Regions from separate parts of the Homo sapiens genome. Here region 2 is linked to region 1. Evidence: chromatin loops called from intact Hi-C (ENCODE). Cell type or tissue: B cell. All regions are shown on one strand.

Evidence for each region. A loop is a pair of places that touch in the nucleus more often than their neighbours do. Peaks named below come from ENCODE experiments on the same cell type or tissue, not always from the same donor. Only the 100,000 strongest peaks of a DNase experiment are listed, where the experiment ranks them.
Region 2: a loop joins it to region 1, with 7 times the contacts of the local background. A loop is called at or near these places in 3 of 110 quality-filtered maps.

The regions. Positions count from the first base shown.
Region 1 is chr1:209,746,813-209,749,312 of GRCh38, forward strand. No RefSeq gene overlaps it. Among named protein-coding and RNA genes, the nearest start is that of HSD11B1-AS1, 5.5 kb to the left of the region's middle. RefSeq lists an enhancer at 1,321-1,410. In B cell, CTCF peaks have their summits at 999 (motif pointing left) and 1,200; a DNase peak (open chromatin) is centred at 1,149; H3K4me3 peaks cover 543 bases; H3K27ac peaks cover 782 bases.
Region 2 is chr1:210,327,926-210,330,425 of GRCh38, forward strand. HHAT (hedgehog acyltransferase) reads left to right here and starts at 977. Exons shown (of 12, transcript NM_018194.6): 1 at 977-1,179. RefSeq lists enhancers at 150-319, 1,194-1,553 and a silencer at 784-1,033. In B cell, no CTCF peak of the experiment used is centred here; a DNase peak (open chromatin) is centred at 1,056; H3K4me3 peaks cover 1,674 bases; H3K27ac peaks cover 1,545 bases.

The DNA of each region.
Region 1 (2,500 bases):
CTTGCACTTGCTGTTTTTTAAGTGCCCTTAACTCAAATAGTCAATATGCCAGAATGGCATATCTTTAACTCCTGAAACATCACGAGGACTATAGTTAATAGTATTGCATCATATACTGGAAATAACAGAGTAGATTTTACGTACTTTTACCACAATAAAAAAAAAAGGTGACTATGTGAGATGATGAATATGTTAACTTGCTTGACTGTAGCCATTATTTCACTATGTAAATGTACAGTCATGCATGGCTTAACAACGGGGATAAGACCGGAGAAATGCATCACAGTTGACTCCATCATTGTTCCAACATCATAGAGTGTATTTACACATACCTAGCTGATAGAACCTACCACACACCTAGGCTGCATGGTATACCTTCCGCTCCTCGGCTACAAACCTGTGCAACATGTTACCATACTGAATACTGCAGGCAATTGTAACACAATGGCAAATATTTGTGTATCTAAACATATCTAAGCATAGAAAATGTAGAGTAAAAATACAATATTATAATCTTATAGGACCACTATCGTATATACGGTCCATCATTGACCAAAACATCATTATGCTATGCATGACTGCATATCAAAAAATCAATTTTTAAAAGATGGAAAAGTACCAGATGAGCACTGGCTGATTTGGGGAGGCTTTCTGGGAAGGATGATAGGAAACAGCAACCCTAGGGGAGGACACATTGGTACACCGCATAACCTGGAATCAGAGGGTGGAAACTGGGGACTGGCCCAAAAGACCCTTAACAATGAGGGGCTGAGGCCCAAGGGACACAATGACAGAGCGTTCGAGCATCTCTCTGCTGAGCGACTCGCTGCCCCGGGACCGCTGGGGTGGTGTGCGTCAGGGGCTCCCTCACACCGTCCTTGAACAGTACCGTGGACCACAAAAGAGCAAGGCTGTCCTAAGGAAAGACTTTGCCTCTTCGCCGGCCTCCCTTTGGGCCGTCAGGGTGGCAGCGCCACCCCGTGGCTGAATGTGGTGGTGTACCACGCTTCACGCAATCTCCTTGCCCAGTGCGTATCAGGTTCTACCCCAGGGCGGCCACCACCTGCACACCAGCGTGCCTACCAGTGAGTCATCGCTTAGGGCCCTGAACTGACCTAGAGGCGGGGCTGGACTCCGGCGTCCGGTAACTCCGCCCGGCTGCTGGGGCCTACGTTTGGCATTGAGCCGTGGGGAACTAGACCTGTTCAATAGCGACAGCTAGTGGTCACCCTCAAAAACAAGGTGCTCTGAACCTCGCGGGGAAAGCGCTGTCAAGATATGGGAAAATCAGGACAGATGATTGGCCTTGAGTGGAAGCTGGCACATTTTCGAAGCCACTCTTGGGTAAAATGGTCTGTCGAAAACCCAAACGCTTTAAAGTGATGTACAACGACCTTGGCTGCCTCTCCAGCCACATCTCGGGCCACCTGCCTTGCTTTTGATTCCCCAAGGACAAAGAACTGCCAGTCCTCTGAAGCACCCTGATGATCCCACTGTGTGTTGGCCATGCCATCTCCTCTGCCCTGAGCGCTCTTCACTCTCCCCATTGCATGGTTAACTCCTGGGCCTCCTTTAAGGTTAGGCCCAACCATTACCTCCTCCAGGAAAACTTCCTTCCCTTCCACCCGGTCCACCTCTCAAGGCTGGGGCAAGTGAGCTCCCACCTCTATCCCATGCCTCTACAGTTTTCTGTATTTGTTTATCACTTGAGTTTATCACACTTTTTAAATTTACCTGAAAATTGCCTTGTGTGTCTGTAACTAAGAGAAGATACTGACTATATTGTACTCATTGTTGCATCTCTAGTACTGAGTGCAATTTTAGGCATTTAGAAGGTATTTAATGTTTAAGAAATAAAGAACTCATAGACCCTCATACTGGGAAAGGCTTTAGAAGAAACGGAGACCCACAGGGGCAAAACAGCCTTGCATTTCAACAGAGAGGCGGAGACGGATCTAAAAGTCAGCTCACTGGATTCCAGTCATTGCCTGTTGCCCTACACCACGCTGTTTTTGCCCCCTGCTGACACCCAATGCACTGAGCTCTCAAGCTGGTGAGAGAGCCTTCCAGCTCTACTGACCCTGCCATCTCCACCATGCCCTAAAGCCCAGCTTGATTCCCTCCCACCCACTTCCTGGAAATCTTTGCTCTCAGAACTAACCTACTTCTTCACTAAACTTCTCCAGCAAACCCACTCCAAGGTTTTATCCTAAAGAAAGTATTTTAAAAGAAGAAAAACAAATAAATGCATGCATGAAGATACCCATTGGCAGCATTATCTGTAAAAGCTAAAAATTAGAAATGACAAAAATCTCCATATAATTAAATAAAATTAAATTCCTCTATATAATTTCCACATGAATAAAATTCCTAATTATATCATGCAAACTAAAACGAGTTTCACTGCAACATTGGAATATTTTTATTTTTACTTTATTGTGTTACCAAACACTTCCATAGTATTTACTATATTTAGGAACTATTCTACTGAATATTAACT
Region 2 (2,500 bases), 580 kb after region 1:
TGGGTTGGGGGGAAGCAGAAAGAAAAGATAGCTCCAGCTCTTGGAGAGTTCATACTCTGGTTTCCTGGAGAATTCTAAAATCATTAAAATAATCCTCTCGACCATTACAATGACTGCTAGATGAAATTTCTGAGAGCACAGCTTCCGAGTTTCCCTGCTGCCTAGGGCAGAGTTATCCACCTTCACCTTATCATAGAACCACCTGAGACGCCCCTGCCATGGACAGTCTGATGCTTTTGGTTTGGGGAGGGATCCAGAAGCCCGAGGTTTTAATGAGAGCCACGTGATTCTGCTGAGATAAGTCTGGAGAACTCTGGCAAGCCTGTCTCTTGGCTCAGGCTTGGAGGCCTCCGAGCAGCAACATCGTCCCAATTATACCCCGTTGGAGCATCTTCAGATCTTCCACTCTTTTCACAACGCAATCAAAATCTTCGTACCCATTTTGCAGTAGTGATCTCTGTAAGTTGCTTTACAATTCATAAAGTTTATTCTATTTGATCTTCACTCTAATTTACAAAGAAAAGCAGGGAAGTCTATTTCTGTTTTACAGAGGTGTACAGGGAGGCTCACAGGGGCTAAGTTCACACAGTAAGCCCTCGAAGCTGCCAGGGCTGCAAAGCCCACCCTCTTTCCACCGCACCGAACTACCTCCTTTCGCCTACAAAACGTAGGTGGGGACCACTGGTGTTGGAATGACGGCCCACCTCGAGTTTCAGGTGACTTCCACTCTGCAATTAACTTGCAGGCAGCCCCAGACCTGCAATGAACACACGGGTGGGGGAGAGATATGCACGCCAGGGTCAGTGGGAACCAACAGCCGAGGGGTGAGCGGGGCTAGGGGCCCCGGGCCGCCGGCGGGGCAAACGCGGTTCAGAAACGCAGGCCGCGCTCTGGCCCGCCCCCTGCAGCAGCACGGCCTGCTCGCCATCGCCCGGAGAGCGCCGCGGGTTCCCGAGTCCGGGCGCGGAGGGCGCGCGGGCACGGCGGCAGGGGCGTGCTCGGAGGACGCGCGCTGCGCTGCTCCTCCAAAGGGCAGCTCCGGGGGAAAGAGGGTGGCGTCCCGGGGAAGCCCGCAGCCGCCGCCGATGTCGCTGGGACTCGGAAGTGCCGAAAGAGGGGTGTTGGGAACTCGCGGCGCGCGTGAACGTTGCCGTCGCCGCCGCCCGGGACAGCCCGGAGGTTGGTAACTGGTGACCATAGGGGGTCCTGGGGAGGTTAGATGCTGAATTTTCTGCGTCAGTTTACTCTGTTAAAAAAAAAATGCACAAAACGCTTTCCGTTTCCTACCCAAGTTCCCGTGTGCGCGCCCGAGGGCGGGACAGAGGAAGTTCCCGGTCGGGCGAAGAAGACAAAAGCGGCGGGGGCCGCGCGCGCAGTGCGCCCGGGCAAAGGCGGGGATCTAGGCGCCGGGACAAGTCCGCGCACGGCCCTGCCCACGTCCTCTCTCCTTGGCTTCGTCCCCAGCTTCCGGAACTGCTGCGGGGAGTTGCGAACTCTGGTCCTCTTGGCAGTATCGGCGGTGCGCCTGCCTGCCTGCTGTGACTCCAGGGACTCTAAAGTTAGAGACTTCCTTTGCGTTCTATCTTCAGGACTCAGTTTTCTTCCTCTGTTCTGAGTCTAACCTTCAGGTGGCAGGTCTTTATGCGGAAAAACCCTCCCGCTAATCCTCACCAGAGGTACTTTACGGGTAGCATTGGTGTTAAGAAATGTGCTGCTACCTGTGTACATTGCTCTTGGATCAGGGTTGTAGGGCTAGGGCATTTGGCATCCTCAGAGGTTTGCATTACGTGGGAGTGAGACATTGCTTCTCTTTCTGTTTTTGTTGTTGTTTGTGTTTTTGAGGCGGAGTTTCGCTCTGGTCGCCCAGGCTGGAGTGCAATGGCACAATCTCAGCTCACTGCAACCTCAGCATCCCGGTTTCAAGCGATTCTCCAGCCTTGCCTCCTGAGTAGCTGGGATTACAGGCATGCGCCACCACGCCCACCTAATTTTGTATTTTTAGTAGAGACGAGGGTCTCACCGTGTTGGCCAGGCTGGTCTCGAATTCCTGACCTCGGGTGATCTGCCCACCTCGACCTCCCAAAGTGCTGGGATTACAGGCGTGAGCCACCGTGCCTGGCATCTCATTCATTCTCAGAGCTAAGGACCTATTTCAATGTGATTAAGTGCTATGGGAATGCAAGGAGAGGAGAGGGAAGGCTTCATTGAAGAGGCGGTAGTTCATTGAAGGAGACTTTGAGGAATGATTTTTTTCCCCTTCCATTCCTCATGTTCCATTTTCCCTGTGATTTTTCTCCCTCCTTTCTCGTTGCCAGTCAGTCCCTAATTGTGATTGTTTGATAAGGACAGCTCTGACCTGAGAGATTCAATTAATGTTAATTTAAGGAGACTGTGTGCTTATTAGGTGCTTTAGATACATTATTTCTAAACCTTACAGTAACTGGGAAAGATAAGTGTTGTTATCTCTTTTCACAGTAGGATAGAGAAAGCCTTGGAGGGG